2 separate regions of the Mus musculus genome follow, and region 1 is linked to region 2. Evidence: chromatin loops called from intact Hi-C (ENCODE). Cell type or tissue: gastrocnemius. All regions are shown on one strand.

The links. Peaks named below come from ENCODE experiments on the same cell type or tissue, not always from the same donor. Only the 100,000 strongest peaks of a DNase experiment are listed, where the experiment ranks them.
Region 1: it touches region 2 in a loop (3-fold over the local background); 16 of 42 quality-filtered maps call a loop at or near these places.

What each region holds. Positions count from the first base shown.
Region 1 is chr15:102,061,836-102,069,835 of GRCm38, reverse strand. No RefSeq gene overlaps it. Among named protein-coding and RNA genes, the nearest start is that of Eif4b, 7.9 kb to the left of the region's middle. In gastrocnemius, no CTCF peak of the experiment used is centred here; DNase peaks (open chromatin) are centred at 3,978 and 4,417.
Region 2 is chr15:102,003,927-102,011,926 of GRCm38, reverse strand. It overlaps Krt8 (keratin 8), which reads left to right and starts at 7,585. Exons shown (of 9, transcript NM_031170.2): 1 at 7,585-8,000. The coding sequence starts at 7,688. It overlaps Gm36026 (a long non-coding RNA gene), which reads right to left and starts at 5,784. Exons shown (of 2, transcript XR_875678.2): 1 at 5,392-5,784; 2 at 2,482-3,910. It overlaps Gm41404 (a long non-coding RNA gene), which reads left to right. Exons shown (of 2, transcript XR_875679.1): 2 at 1-1,336. In gastrocnemius, no CTCF peak of the experiment used is centred here; no DNase peak of the experiment used is centred here; H3K27ac peaks cover 608 bases.

The DNA of each region.
Region 1 (8,000 bases), 58 kb before region 2:
CAGCTAATAAAGCTGAAGCTGCTTACAGATGGGCTGCATGTTTTCTCAGAGACACCCAGACAACAATGTTAAAAACATCAAACTATACTCATCTAGGGCCAGGATGCTTGTAATGTGTTACTGTATCAACACTCGCCTCTGGACCCTAAATCTAAACAGCGCATCTCATAAAACTGTCTTCATGGGGTGGGAGATGGAGTTTCGTTGATAGAGGGTCCGCTTAGCATGCCTGAGACCCTGGGCTTGATCCTCATCTCTGCATAGAAGGGCACGGCGACAGAAAAATCCCAGCACTTGGGAGGCAGAAGTAGAGTACTCCGGTGTTTAGTGTGATCCTCAGCTGCAGAGGAAGTTTGAGGCCAGCCTCAGAATTCCCCGTGGGTGGGGGTAGGGGTGGGGTGGGGGTGGGGAGGTTGTAAGTAACATCTACCATTCTTTCCAAGGTTTAAACAACAACCTGAGGTAGACTTCTCTCAACTTCATGCAAGGGAACCAATGGGCTCATTAGCTTCCTTGTACAGGGAGCCTAGGTGAGGGGTTATGTACAGGAGTGTGGGTGCTCCCCAGCCCACAGCATCTGCAAAGCCTTACCTAGCAAGGGGAGGGTTTCCCTGTAGCTCTGCATAGATGGAGCTCGAACCAGTCTTGCCCAACCTAGCCCTTCCCCAGGCCAAGTGCAGAGTTGCCAGGTGGTTGGGAGCAGCTGGTCTCCCAGATGTGAATCTCATGCCCTCTGTGTGGGGTGGAGGCACATATACGTGCAAAAGTGTGCATCTGCACACACACAGGCTTAAAAAATACTTTTATATAAATAAATATTTTAAAAAGTAATCATTAAAAAATAAATGAATAAATTTTGTTATAAGCTTTGGCTGCAAAAGTATTCTGAATTGTTAAAAAGTTTATTCTCAAATGATCAGTTACAAGGCTTTGGTGGCTCAATGGGTAGAGCACCTGAGTTTGATTCCTTGAGCCCACACAGTGGAAGGGGAGAACAAACTCCTGAAAGCTGTGCTCTGGTTTCTACATGCAGGCATGCGCACAGAAATAAATAGATACATAAATTACATTTTAAAAAAATAGATGTGGAAAAACTTTGGGTGGCCTCTGAATTGACTTCCATATGGACCACCGTGTTTTCTAAAAGGTAAGTAATCAAAGTGTGTTCACTGGGAACTTCGAGTTTATCGTTAAAAACTACCCTAGCTGGACATAGATTGAGGCTAGCCTGGCTGTTCATCAACATCCTGTGTCAAAAGAAAGGAAGGACCCCCCCCCCCGACACACACACACATAGTATTTTATCTCTGATCTTATTTAGAATGGCCCACATGGGGACAATAAAAGACAGTTTGGGTTACTGGAGAGACAGCTCAGTAGTTAACATCTGCTCTTCTAGAGGTCCTGAGTTCAATTCCCAGCAACCACATGGTGGCTCATAACCATCTGTAATAGGATCCAATGCTGCCTTCTGGTGTGTCTGAAGACAGTGTACTCACATATATAAAGTAAACAAATCCTTAAAAAAAAGATAGTTTGACTTTTAGTCACTTTTACTATTTTAAAATTCACTACAGATACAACAGTCCCATATTCTCCAAGTCAAGACAGTCTCTTTGATAGTCCCCGAATGATGCTGCTTGCCTTGTTAAAAAAAAAGATGTGTTATTTTCAGGGGACTCAAGTTCAAATACCCTCAAGTGTCTGTAAGCAAGTGTGCAAAGCTACGTATGGGGCTGTGGTGTAGAGTCTGGAATATAGAAGAATACATGATCGCTGGAAGGCACTCACATTTTTTGTCTTACTATTTGACATCTGTCTACCACTGTCTCCCAGGAGAGCTAACAGTTGGTAATGATACTGACTAATCCACAATATGATGACTTCTGAGGATTCTCTGCTAGGCCATTTAGCTTTGCCCAAACCTTTTGTATCATGGGTCACCAATACCTATTCCCACATGCTTTAGAACCACCCAGTTGTCCTGGCACACTGTAAGCACACAGAGCAGTAGATCTGTATCGGATGAGTGAGTGCTGGGGATTTAGCTCAGCTGATGCAGTGATTGCCTAGCATCCGGGATGGACTGAGTTGGAGTCCCACAAGTCCAGGGTCATCCTTGACTACATAGTAATTTTGAGCTCAGCCTGGGCTACACGAGACCCTGTCATAAAACAAAACAAGTGAATACACACCAAACACTATACAGAGATTTCTAAGTATGATTTGGAATGGTGTGAACATAAAAGTAAAAGAGCCCCTTATTTTTACACTAAGACAGGAGGTAAAATTAGACAGATACTGATTCCTGTGCCAGTGAGAAGACAACAAACCTGAGAATCCTGGGAAGCAGAGAACTGAAGTAGGTGGTCCGTAAATGAGATGTGAATCTAAGCCCACTCTGCTTCCTGGTGTGTGGGTTGGGGTAAAAGAGATGGGCTGCCCTGTCAGACCCAGTCTGAAAGTATGGCTCTGCATGAATCTCAAGAGTAGGCTCACAGTTTGTATCAGACTGTCATACTTGAATGGGTAAGTGTGCTTTCTGCAGGAACATCTGCAAAACAGCTTTTAAGTGGCCAGAGGCCAGTGCACTTGCCTAGCATAGGAAGGTCCCAGGCTCAAACTCCAGGACACACACACACACATACATGCACACACACAGCCAGAGAGATTGCTTGTTGAAGTTCAGTTTTTGATGGCAGTAGATTAAAAACAATATAAACATCCCAAAATAAGGACCACTTACATAAAATTATGTGACATTCATTGAGGGGATACAGAGTGAGTTTCAGGACAGCCAGGACTATACAGAGAAACCCTGTCTTGAAAAAAAATACCAAAAACCAAAACCAAAACAAAAAACCCCATTTATTTGTACGTGCACGCGTGAAAGTCATGGAACAACTTCGAGGAGTTGGTTTTCCCCTTCTGTTGTGTAAGTCCTAAGGGTTGGACTTAGGTCATGAGGCTTCATGAACAATGCCTTTACAAGCCAAGCCATCACCCTGCCTCTGCTTTTTTGTCTTGTTTGTTTGAAACAGTTTCTTTCATATGTCCTCGTAGTATTGGCTGTCCTGAACCTCACTATGTAGATCAGGCTGGCCTTAAACTCACAGAGATACTCCTGCCTCTGTTTTGGTTTTTTGTTTTTTTAATTTTCAAGGCAGGGTTTCTCTGTGTAGCCCTGGCTGTCCTGGGTCTCACTCTGAAGATCAGGGTGGCCTCAAACTCAGAAATCTGCCTGTCTCTGCCTCCTGAGTTCTGGAATTAAAGGCATGCGCCACCACCGCCCGGCTCTGCCTCTGCTTTTTGAATTCTGAGGTCAAAGGTGTGCACCACCACACCCAGTCCAAGCCCTTGCTTTTGTAATAAAGACCAAATAAGGGGTTGTCGAGGTGGCTCAGCTGCCCTTGCAGAGGACCTGGGTTCCACAAGGCAGCTCACCACTGTCTAAGATGCCTCCGTGGGTAACAGGCACACACTTGGCTCACACAAAGACACACAGGCAAATACTCATACACATAAAACTAAAATGTAATAAGCATTTGTTGTTTGTGTGGTGATGGATAAGCAGAAGTCAGAAGCTGAGGTAGTAGGATTGAGGAGGACTGGGAAGTAGCAAGGTGGACATAAAGGATGTGCCAAGTGCTGAAGGAAAGTGGGAGGTGCTGGAGGGGACAGGCAACAGGGAACCTGGGATAGTTCGGGCACAAGTGAGATGACAGAGATTGAGAGTCACAGCCAGTTCCTTGACTCCTATCCACACCTCTAGCACGGCCCTTCATGACAGACTGGCATGGATGAAGCTCTGGAGGGGGATTTAGACCTATTGATGTTACCCACATTCAGCATACTTTAAGTGGAAAATTGGGAGAGGAACGCGGGACAGAGCGACCGCCTGTTAGTAGAACCGTCCAAATGGTGGCGCTGTAAGCCAGGAAATCAGAGCGCGGCACCGCGGCTGCTGGTTAGAAAGAAGCCGCTGCGTTTGCAGCTAGAAGGCCACCAGGGGGCAGAGAAGGGCAAGGGCCGCTAGGGCCGGGACTTCAGCTGCTATCAGTAGAGTGGAGACTGCTGATGAAGCTGTGTGAGGACAAATAAGCGGGTTTGGAATGAAATGTCTGAAGGGACAGTTCGAACGGTTATCCAAAGCGAAGCTTCAGACTTCCTCTGTCCCGAGACATGCACTTGCTCAGAGCCTGGCTCTCTCAGATGTTTGGTTTTCTCTTCCGTCTCCCTCTTTCTTTCTTCCTTAATACTGAACACCTCTGGTCACCAGAGTCCGAGAAAGCAAAGGAGACATCCATGAGGATGAGGTAGGAAGGGATTGGGTGTGTGTGCGCGTGTGCCAGAAAGCAGGTTGGGGAGGAACGGCTTTATTTGGCTTACATGTTCAGCTATCACGGAGGGAAGTCAGGCAGGAACTCAAACAAGGCAGACAGTTGGAGGCAGGAGCTGATGCAGAGGCCGTGGGGGAGTGCTGCTTATTGGCTTGCTCCCCCATGGCTTGCTCATTTTGCTCTCTTATAGAACCCAGGACCACCAGCCCAGAGATGGCAACGCCTACAGTGGGTTGGGCCCTCCCACATCAATCACTAACTAAGAAAGTGCCCTAGAGTTGGATCTAATGGAGTCATTTTCTCAACTGAGGCTCCCTCCTTTCAGATAACTCTAGCTTGTGTCAGGTTGACATAAAACTAGCCAGCACAACATGACTAGGGAGTATGGTCAAGGTAGAGAAGCCAGCCTAAGTGCTGTTGGAAGGGATGCGGAGGAGGAGGAGGAAGAGGAGGAGGAGGAGGAGGAGGAGGAGGAGGAGGAGGAGGAGGAGGAGGAGGCGGTGGCTGCATGAAGACAGGAAGTGATGTTAGAAGAGGGGGCGGGTCCAGACCTTGGCCAGGCTTTTCCACCCACCTAGGATGCCCTTCCACACCGGGTGCGCATTCATTTCCAACGGGTTCCTTAAGGGCCAATCAGAGGTCACAGCTTTCTTGATTCTCCAAGACAACTTTGTCTTTTAATAGCTGGATCATAATTTATATTACTGGATACTGAGGATAGACGTCTCACAGCAGTGCTAGCATGGTGTCTGGTCTAGTACAGGCAGGACAGACACACGGACTAATGAATGATTTGTTGATTTTTTTCACCTTTCTTTTAAGAAAGATGTATTGCGTTTAAACCATGCATATGTACGGGTGTGTGTGTGTGTATTTTATTTGTGCAAAGATACTCTCAGAGACCAGAGGTGTTAGATCCCCTAGACCCGGAGTTGCAGGCAGTTGTGAGTTGAACTTTGAAAGAACAGCAAGCACTCTTAACTCCTGAACTCTCCAGCCCTGAATTCCATGACCTTTCTGTTGAGGAGAGCGTGGAGAGAGGCAGACTGACTGAGAGACTCAGGTATTTCCCTCCGAGGCTGTTTCTGATATTTTGTACGTGAGCGTTCTGGGGTGTGGAGGTGTGTGTCTGCTTGAGTGTGTGCGTGCGTGCATGCATGCATGCGCCTGTTTGTCCTTTTAGGGCCCTGAAACTTCCAGGCCCTCTTGTGTTATCTTAGGAAGTGCATCTCAAGGGATGATTTTAGAGTAGACAAGGAAAGAGAAAATGGAGACAGACTCCTGTTCTCTGTCCTTCCAGTGGGCCAGACATCCAGACAGCAGGGTCAGAGGTGCAGGCAGGGGTGGGGTGGGGAGGGTGCCAAGCTGAGGGAAAGGCTGGCCCTTCTCTGCTTTGTATAGAAAGAACACACTACAGTTGTTTTCTCATGAAGATGAGAAGCTGCAGGGTCCTCTGGAATGTAAACAGCAGATAAGACTGCCCCCCTCCAAGTAAAGTTCATTTTCTTTAATCTAGAATACATACCCCGTTCTTTCTCACGATTTGGTTTTGGTCCCTTTAGCCTCTGTAGTCAGGTTCCTAATCTACCTCCACCCCTTCCTTCCTCAGCTTCTGTGTCTCTCTTTGGGCTTCTCTACTCTGTTATAGTCTCCTTTTACACATGACCTGAGCATCTGGACTTGGAAGGGGTCTCTCATTTAAATCAGTTAAATCTCTTAAGTTCTGGCTAAGAAGGTTCTGCCCCTCCCATTGTGGAATTCTTTCTTGTCTCTTTAGGAAGAAGAGAGCAGATCACATTTTGGCACAAATGCAGTGTTCATTCAAATAACTGATGCCCTAGATAAAAAGCCAAGGGCTGTGAGGCCAGGCTCTCCAGTTAGGGAAAGAGCAATCTCTCTGAATGGAGCCAGTGTAGTAGAGAGAGTAGAGGGGTGTCTGAGGAGAGAGCCCAGGAGCTGAGAGTTAGGAGAGGAAGGCCTCAGGGAAGGAGAGTGTAAAAAGGAGCAGGAAGAACCCCTGGCAGGCGGTGCCTTAGGCAAGCACAGGGCTCAAAGGGGTCTGGGAGAATGAAGGAAGGAGCCAACTATGGGGGACGGTGGAGATGGAATGTGGGGATAAGATTAGATTTTGTTTTTAACTTTGTGAAGTTTAATGATGTTTACAGAGCCAGGAGGGAGTGGAGACAGAAGGTGTGTGTGGTGGGGAGGTGGGGGGGGGTTGAAGGTAACAGGAGGAGGGAGGGATCACTGTGGACTGTTATCAGCAAAGGGCTAGGTGAAGGGTCATACACCGATCTCCATCCCTCCACCCCCACTCCATGTCCTCCTTGCCCTACCCTACAGGCCTGTGTGTTTGGGGGCTGGTCATTTGGCCTGTTTCTAGAAAAAAATTTCACATTATTTATTCATCTTATGTGGGGGAGGGCCAGGTGTCAGGGTGTGAGAGAGGAAGGGGGCAGAAAACTTTCAGGAGTCAATTCTCTCCATCACTCAGATCCCAGGGGCTGAACTCTGGTGATCATCTTGGCACTTTTATCCACTGAGCTATTTTGCTGGCCCAGACACTTGCTTATATAAATGTGTGTGTCATGCTTCTAAATGTGGGAAGAGGGGCTTCTACATTTTTAAACCAACATTTCTACTCTATAATGTCTGCCCCCTCCAAAAATGGCTCCCACTTTAATTCTACAAAGGAAGATTTCCCTGGACCCAGCCAGATGACTCTATGAGCCCTCATGGCTCTCACCACTCCCTGTCTCTACCCTATGTTACATTCACCTATCAGCATGTTACCCCCCCCCACCCCCCCGAAGCTCTCTCCCCTTCCTACTCCCCATGACCCTCCATCTCTGTAATGCTGGGCACAACCTTTTGTGACAAAGAAGAGCTGGATCTCAGGCTCCTAGCTTTTCCTGTGGACAAGTCTTTCTGGTGTAGGCATGGACATGTTGTTTTATACTCAAGACAGCAAGGCTGCACCTCCTCCATAAAGCTCTGGCTTTAGGAAAGGGGAGGGGAGCCTGTGTGAGGGATCAGGAGGAGGAGGAGGAGGTGTGTGTGTGTGAGAGAGAGAGAGAGAGAGAGGGAGAGAGAGAGAGACAGAGACAGAGACAGAGAGAGACAGACACACACACACAGAGACAGAAAGACAGACAGAGAACACAGGACTTGGGATCTAATGATGCCTGCCCCAGCATACCCAGTCCCTGTTGCCTGACACTCGCTGACATCACCATTACTGTTCTATTGAGTGTATAATTTACTTTTCTATTATCACTGCTACTATTTGGTATGTGCATGTGTGTACAGTGCACGGTACCAAACCCGGGGCCTCACATATGCTGAGCAAGTAATCTACCACTGATCTATTCCCACAAACAATGGTTATTATTATTTTGGCACTGTGGATAGAGCCTAGAGCCTTCTACACAGTAAACTCTCTTCCCATTCTGTCACTGAGCTGCACTCCCGGTCCTATGATTGGAATTTCATTCACTACATGAGCAGTAAGCTCCCTCTCTTAATGTGGGACATGTCACATCACACCGGGGTTCTATGGTTTATTTCTGCATTGGCATGCCATGAGCCTCTTTGAGTCTGGAGTTTGAGTTCCTGAGCCTCTGCCAGTTAGACCTGCTGTAAGGCTCAAACATTAAACAG
Region 2 (8,000 bases):
CAGCATGCCCCAAGTCCTAGGGCTGATGCCTCCCTCCCTCCCTGCACCCCCCAAAAGAAAATGTCACCTTTTTCCAGTGTGGCATGATCAGCAGGGGAGAAAATAGGTCACCAGGTCACCATCATCAGCCTTTGCTAACTACTGAGTATACTCTGGCCTTTCACACACACACTCACATGCACACATATACACACAGACACACACACATGCACACACACATATACACATACCTGTCCCACCTGTTCCACTCTTCCCTAGGAATTTTGGGCTTGGCCCCTTGGCTTTTTACATTTTCATATCTTTCTAACTACCTTTTTTTCAGGTTTCTGATTTGTTGTTGTTCGTTTTTTTAAAGACAGCATCTCTATAAAGCCCTGACTGTCCTGGGGTGTGCTGTGTAGAGCAGGCGACTTCAAACTCACAGAGATCCACCTGCCTCTGCTGCTGTTCACACACTTCTGGTTTGTAGCTGTTTGTTGTGTTTTGTTTTTTGTTTTTGTTGTTGTGTTTGTATGGGGCTGGGATTGAACCTAGAACTTCACAGTGAACAACAAGTACTCTACCTCCAGCCTTTACACCTTACTTTTCTAGTCTGGGTGTGGTAGTGCATGCCTGTATTCCCAGCACTTGGAGAGGAAGCTGAGGCAGGAGCATTGCCATGTGTTGAAGGCCAGTTTGGATTACATATCAAGTTCCAACCCAGCCTGGGTTACAGAGTCTGACTCAGCTATCCTACCAGACCCTCATTATTTATTATTTTTCTAAATTTAGCTTGCTCAAAGGTTCCCTTTCCCTAAAAGTTCTACAGCACATGTCTTAATCCTTTATTTATGTGACATCAATGGTTTGTTGGCAAGACATCGGAGGCTGGCTCACTGTGTATGCTGACATCTTCATGAGCCTGTAGCTCTTTGGGGTTCCACATCTGTATTTGTGTACATTTGAGTCAGTGCCAGTAATGAACATCTGTTGTTTTTGCCTGCCTGGCCTCTCCCACTTCTCATTTTGGTGAATGGCCTCTTTTCTCTCCTTGCATTAGTTTGGGTGGGCCTGACCCTCCCCGATTTCCCACTGGCTCATCTTGGGATCTGTCTGGCTCAAGTGATAGCATTTTATTATTCTCCTGACCAAAGGCTTGGTTCAGAAATAGGCATGTGATCTGTCAGCTGATGTAGCGTCACCCTTGGAATTTCAGCTAGACACATCTGGAAATAAGCAGTCCCTTGGTGATATCCATCCTAGTCACAGCTTGGGGACAGCCTGCTGAGGAGGAGGGAGAGTACAAGCCAAATGCACTCCCAACTGAGAAAACAAATAAATGATCTTTTATGCTGAAGCTGGGTTGACTGGGTATCAGTCATTTGCTATCAAGAGCCTAGTTCTGTGTTGTGTGTTGGACATGTGTGTATGTGTGGTGTGTGCTGCTGTGCACATGTGTCTTATGCACATGTCACAGGTATAGGAAGGCAGCGTTTATGAGTCTGAGATGGTGGGAGCAGGGCGGGAAGAAAGGATGGCACATGCACTTATGCTCATACGCATCATGGGGATGTGAGCAGGCCAAGGGGTTGTGGGCCACACGTATGAGAGAGGAGGAACACATGTGTATGTGTGAGTGTGTGTGTGTGTGTGTGTGTGTGCGTGTGTGTGTGCTGTGCTCATGGTGAAAGGGAGGGAGGGGCTCTGAGGACAAGTTGAGGTTGTGTGGAATGGGAGTAGACCTGTGAGTTGCTCTTCTGGGAGAGAACCTGAGGTCCTGCCTAGCTTTGCATTCAAATGTATATGTACCCCCAAAAGCACCTGCCTGGCCAACAGGATGGCTCAGCCTGGAAAGCCATGTGCTACACAAGCCTGGTGACCTCAGTCCTGTCTCCAGAAGTCACATGAAAGTGAAAAGACAAAAAACAAACAAACAAAAAAACAAACAAAAAGTGAAAAGAGAGAAGAGACTCCATAGTTTCCCCTGACCGATTATCACACACATGTTCAACTGTTCATGCACATGCCATGCAACCTCAGTTTGACCTCACAGTCCCTCTGTCTCACACACACACTCACACACACTCACACACACTCACACACACTCACACATACTCACACATACACACATTTACATACACAACTCACACACTTACATACACTCACACACAGACACACATACACTCACACACACACACACTCACAGATACTCACACATACACACATTCACATACACAACTCACTCACATACACTCACACACACTCATACACAGTCATATACACATGCACATACACACAGTCACACACACACATACACACATTCATACACACACTCAAACATACTCACATACACTCACATACATACTCACACACACACAGATTCACATACACACTCACACACACACTACTAAAACTACTTATAATTAAAAAATACAGCCTGTCTATTATCAGATCCACCCAACTACAATCATCAGCGCTTTCCAATGGCCGAAGACAAATTCCTTAGATAATCGAATGTTATATAGACTCATAAAATTTTTGTTGATGTTGGTGAAGCTGGAACGATCAGAGGCAGTTTAGGCACACCCATGAGTATCAGAGGAGGAAGCTGACAGGGGAGCGAGGTTGGAGCACAAAGATTTCCCCAGAACAGAGGCATTGCTCCCTCAAGTCAATGGGGACTGTGGGCAGGGCTGGCCTTGGGGCACTCCCTTCTGAGGAGCCTCCCTCAGCCCTTCCTCTCCAAGGTTGCAGTTGCTTTTATGGCTGATGATCTACTAAAGCTCCTGCGATATCGGGGTGTCTGTGGCCCCCAGTTCTGAGCTGTTTCTAAGACAGCCCTGGATGCGGCTGTTTCTTTGCTGTCTATGCTTCGTTGCATCAATCAGAGGGACCTTCCTAAGCCAGAGTCTCCTGGCCAGGGCTGTGCAGAGTGATCTCTGACCAGGTACACATTGGCCATCCAGCCCTCTGTGCATCCAAAGCCCCTATCTTCTTACGCCTAGTCTCAAAACCCTCTGCTCTCCATCCTGCCATTCACATGACATGACTGTGGAGAACAAATGGTGATGGCCTTGGCCATGGTGGGCTGAGACACTGAGGCTAACACACCTCCCAAAGGCCACCCTGCCATTGTCTTTTCAGGGCTCTTCTGGTCTCTGAGGCTTCTCCTTATGTCACTGATCCTATGAATCTGGGAAACAGAAAGGACACTTCTCTTCATCCGGGAGACAGTGCTTAACATGTAGTCCTGGCTGACCCTGAACTTGCTATGTTGCTGAAGATGCGTATAAACGTCTGGTCCTCTTGTATCGACCTCCTGAGACATAGGATTACAGGTGTGCACCACCATGCTTAGTTTATGTGGTGTTGGGGATGAAACGTCTGTGCATGCTGGGCTGGCACTCTATCAACTGAACAGCCCTTGGCCCAAGAGTCTCTTCTTGGCTAGTCCAGAGCACCCAGAGCCAGAAGCATCTGCACCTGACTTGTTAGCTTCCTGGGGTACTCCGGAGAGTTATAGGAAAGCCAGGCATTCAGAAATTCTTAGCCAGATCCCACGAAGCACAGGCTTTTAGGAGTAGATGACTGGAAGATGTTCTTTTCCAACTTCAAAAGATTCCCATTAAGGGAGGCTCTAGAATGTTCCGAGGGACCAGAGAAGGTAGGAAAGGGCCAAATGAAACTTGGAAGTTTTCATTGTAGACCCGGTGGGCTTCAGGTGGCAGCGGTGTGAAGAAGGAAGCTTCGCCATCTCACTTGACCCTGGGTCTTCCGGCTTCTTGGGGCCGATGACACAGTCCTTCCCATCAACTATGCATCTTCTGGTGCTGTATGTACCAGAGTGAACACTCCCTGACTTGGAAGCTTGATTCTCTTCAGGGTAGTCAGTCCATTTCCCGTTTTGAGGCTTTAATTATCAGAGCCATGACTTAAAATGAAGAAAAGAAAAAAATATATCAATCACTCGAGCCTGGTGGTACAGGTCTGCAGTTCCTTGAGTCTGTCTGACAGGCTGAGGGAGGTGATAAGCTGGAGTGACCTGGACTACACAGCAAGTTTAGCCTGAATGAACAACCTAAACAGTCTCAAAACACTGGAGAACGGAGAGAAGGCTGGGGATGTAGCTCTGTGGTGGATCACTTGCCCCCTCCGTTTGTTAGGCGCAGACAATGAACAATGTTGCCTGGAGGCACACAGCAAGGAACCAACAATCAACTTAATTACTTGTTCTGTGGCTTACAGATGGCAGTCCACACCATCTGTGGCTTCCTATTTAAGCTGTTCAGCTGCATACCCCCAGCTGTTTATACTCCCAGCTGTTTATATGCTGCCGCTCTCAATATTTAAAATTGCTCTGTTGTTCAAAGTGATTTTGGTACTTTTAGGACATTACCCCCCATGCAGGGACGGCCTTTACTTTGCCTCCTGTTCCTAGCCCAGGGTCTGGTGTACAAACTCACTGCTCTTTTACGGAGCTCATTTATGCTTCTGCAACACCCCCCCTTTCCTCCTCTGAGACAGAGTCTCTTGTTCTCAGGTTGGCCTTAAACTCAAAATGTAGCTGAGGAGAACCCTGAACTTCGCTCCTCCTGCCCCAACCTCCCAAGTGCCAGAATTATAGGCATGGATCACCACGCCCAGTTATGTGGTACTGGCACAAAACCCAGGTTTTGTGGCATGCAAGACAAACAATTGAGCTACGTACGTCCTAAGCCACTAACCACCCCATGATTATATTTTTAAAATTACTTTCATTTACTTGTGTATATGTGTTCAGTGGCAGAGGAAGGCTGGGTCTTAACATAGGAGGCCTCCTTTTCCCCTTGGCTTTCCAGGAAAGACATATTAGGGCAGAGCTGTCTGTGCAGGGCACCCTCACCTCCTCACAAGTGTGTATGACTCTTTTGTTGAACAAGCTTTGGTGACCACAGTGGCCAGAGACAGCCTTACAAGGACTTATACCTGTGGCTGCCCTAGTTTGGTTCTTTCTTCTCTGACCACTTGGCCCTAGTCCCTGAGCCCTTTCCCTTTTACCTCTATCTTGGGGAAGTTCCAGGACAGAGCAGCTCTGGTTTCTCTTGCTGAGCAGAGACCATATTGGGAGGGGCTGGTTGGGGGGGTCTCTGGAAATAACAAAGAGTTGACAAATGGTAAGCCCTGGGTTGAGCTTTGAGCTGCACAGCACAGGGGTCTCACCTTTACTGCCTCCTTACCCACACCTTGAGAGACACTCCTGGGACCAAGAAACCAGGCAGCTAGGGTGGAGGAAGCTGAGATTTCAGAAAGAGAGCTGGATGACGAGCTTTTACGAGTTGCCTAAATCAGTCCTTCCCTTCAGGTCCCTCCAAAACTGGTGTGGGGGAAGGGGAGAAAGGGAGAGTTGGCTGTCCCTCCCCAGGGCTGTCATACCTGTCTGACCAGCTGCTCCGTTTCTCCTTCCGCTTTCTCTCACAGCTCGGTGCGGCGCCGGCCGCGGTTCCCTCCCTTTGGTTTGCTGGAAAAAAAAATCTCCAATCTTGCTGGGTGTGGGCCTGTGTTAGAGAGGGGGTGATAAACACACACCTAAATTGATTTTCACCTGAAAACGGAGTGTTGACTGAGGGGGATGTGAGAGGGCCTGGTGTAAATAGGATTTCCCTTTTCCTAGCATGCTGGAAGCCCAAGGCTGGGGACTCCTAGCAAAAGACAGGCAAGGAAGGAATATGGTCTCTGTGCAATCCTTGGGGATTTCTAGATTGGTCTTTCTGGAAGTGTCCTCAGACAGACAGACAGACAGACAGACAGACAGACAGACACACACACACACACACACACACACACACACAGGTAGGGGTGGCTTCTCAGACAAAGAGGGAGAGAGGTGTGCCGTGTAGGGAAGGAACATGTCTGTGTGTCTCTAGGGGTGACTTTCTGGGTCTCTGTCCCTTTTGGCAGGAACATATATGTGCCCATCCTGGGTCTCTGTCCCTTTGCCTATATGTGCCCATAGAGCAGTCCTGGGTGTTTCTCCTAGGGGGGCGGAATCCATAGACAGTTCTCTTAGTAGGTGCTTACTCTTTTCCCTGGCTATGGGGTGGTGTCTGCTACCGCCCAGTTCCCCAGGGAATTTGGATATCTGTCATCTATTGGTTTCCTTAATTGAGATCCACCCAATCCCCACATCACACCCTGAAGTGCCTTCCAGAGAGCCCAACCCATCAGGTAATTTAATTGCAGGTGGAATCTTTGCCTTGGGGACCCAAACCTCTTGCCTGCTTGCTCCACCCAGGCCTGGAGGGCCTTGCTCTGCTCCCCAGTCTCCAACCTCTCACAGGTGCAGGCTGTGCCCCAGCTTGTTCTCCTGACTCACTCTGATAATGGGATAATGAGTTCAGAGAGACAGGTGCAGGGAGACAGGGTACTATCCTCATCACATCTGGCCAGCCTGGGGCCGGGGGCAGAGGAGAAGGGTCCAGGTGGCTGGAGAATGAGTCACCACCAGCAGGGCCATCCCGTTCCAAGGCACCATGAGTCACTGCCCTGGCAGCCTGGGGAAGGTGTCTCCAAAGAAGCGATTGCAACAAAGCCCCTGTGCCTCTATTCTCTGGGGTCTCCCTTTTCTGCCTTGGCCTCTGTCCCTCAGTCTTTGTTATTCCTCGAGGCCTCTGTCTGGTCTGGGGAATTCTCTCGGGTCTGGGTAGGAAAGGAGAATACTGTGCTGTGTCCAGAGAGAAGAGCTGCGTTTGATTTCTCTTTACCTTGCACAAGAGAGAAGACAGCTAGAAGCCTGTGTTTCATTCATTCCTCAAATATCTACCTACCTTCCCACCCCCCTTTGCCAGCCTATGGGTGCAGGATGCTGCACAGGTAGCGGGGTGGGGTAGTGGTGTTAGCTGTAACCTGGGCAGACAAAGCAAACAGGAGCTTGGGAACGAAAGGGCCCTGCTGGTCAGCCTGGCCAGCTCCACCTAAAGGAGGTCTCTTGGAGGTATTAGGAGAGACCAGCCAGAGATGTGGTGGATGAGGCACACCCTCAGTCCTAGTGCTGGCTGGTAAAGGCCGGTGCCGGCTTTGGTTAGGCTTCAGGGTACTTATACCCCCAAAGGGGTTGTGACCCCCCCCCCCCAAGATTCTGAACCACAGGATATTTGATATGTCACCTCTGGGAAAACATAGCTCTATCCCTAGAGGGATTGCAACCCACTGGTGGAGAACCTACAGCATATCTGTTACGTGACTCCCGAGGAAGGGCCCTTCCGACCTTCCTTGAGTTTCAACTTCTAGTGAGTTCTAGTAGCTTGCCTGTGTTGAGTTGAGACCCAGTGTTTTAAACTAAAATGCCTGGGAACCCTTTCAGCCCAAGTAGTTCTCACAGGAGGGCAGGAGATAAGACAGCTTAGGTCAGAGATCCCAGGCTCACTTCCTGCCTTCACAGGGATCAATTGCTCTCTCCTGGATTTTTAGGGTGGGGCTGGAGAGGGATCCCGGGTGGGAACAGCTCTCTGCTGCCCTCACCTGAGTCCCGTCTGGAGGTTGCAGACGTTGGGTTAGGCCCTGCCCTCTAGTGTCTAGCCACTCAGGTAAGAGGCCCTTTTCCCTCCCCTGGGGCTGGCCTCTTCTTTTATAAAGGGCCTTCGCTGGGCGCTGTCCCACCGTCTAGAAGCAGCTGCTTAGCTCGCTCTCGAACCTCCGTCTTCAGCTCACTGCCTTCGCTCCAGACTTCACCATGTCCATCAGGGTGACTCAGAAATCCTACAAGATGTCCACCTCCGGTCCCCGGGCCTTCAGCAGCCGCTCGTTCACGAGTGGACCCGGTGCCCGCATCAGCTCTTCCAGCTTTTCCCGGGTGGGCAGCAGCAGCAGCAGCTTCCGGGGAAGCATGGGCACCGGCGTGGGTCTGGGCGGCTTTGGCGGGGCTGGTGTCGGGGGCATCACAGCCGTCACGGTGAACCAGAGCCTGTTGAGCCCCTTGAAGCTGGAGGTGGACCCCAACATCCAGGCTGTGCGCACTCAGGAGAAGGAGCAGATTAAATCCCTGA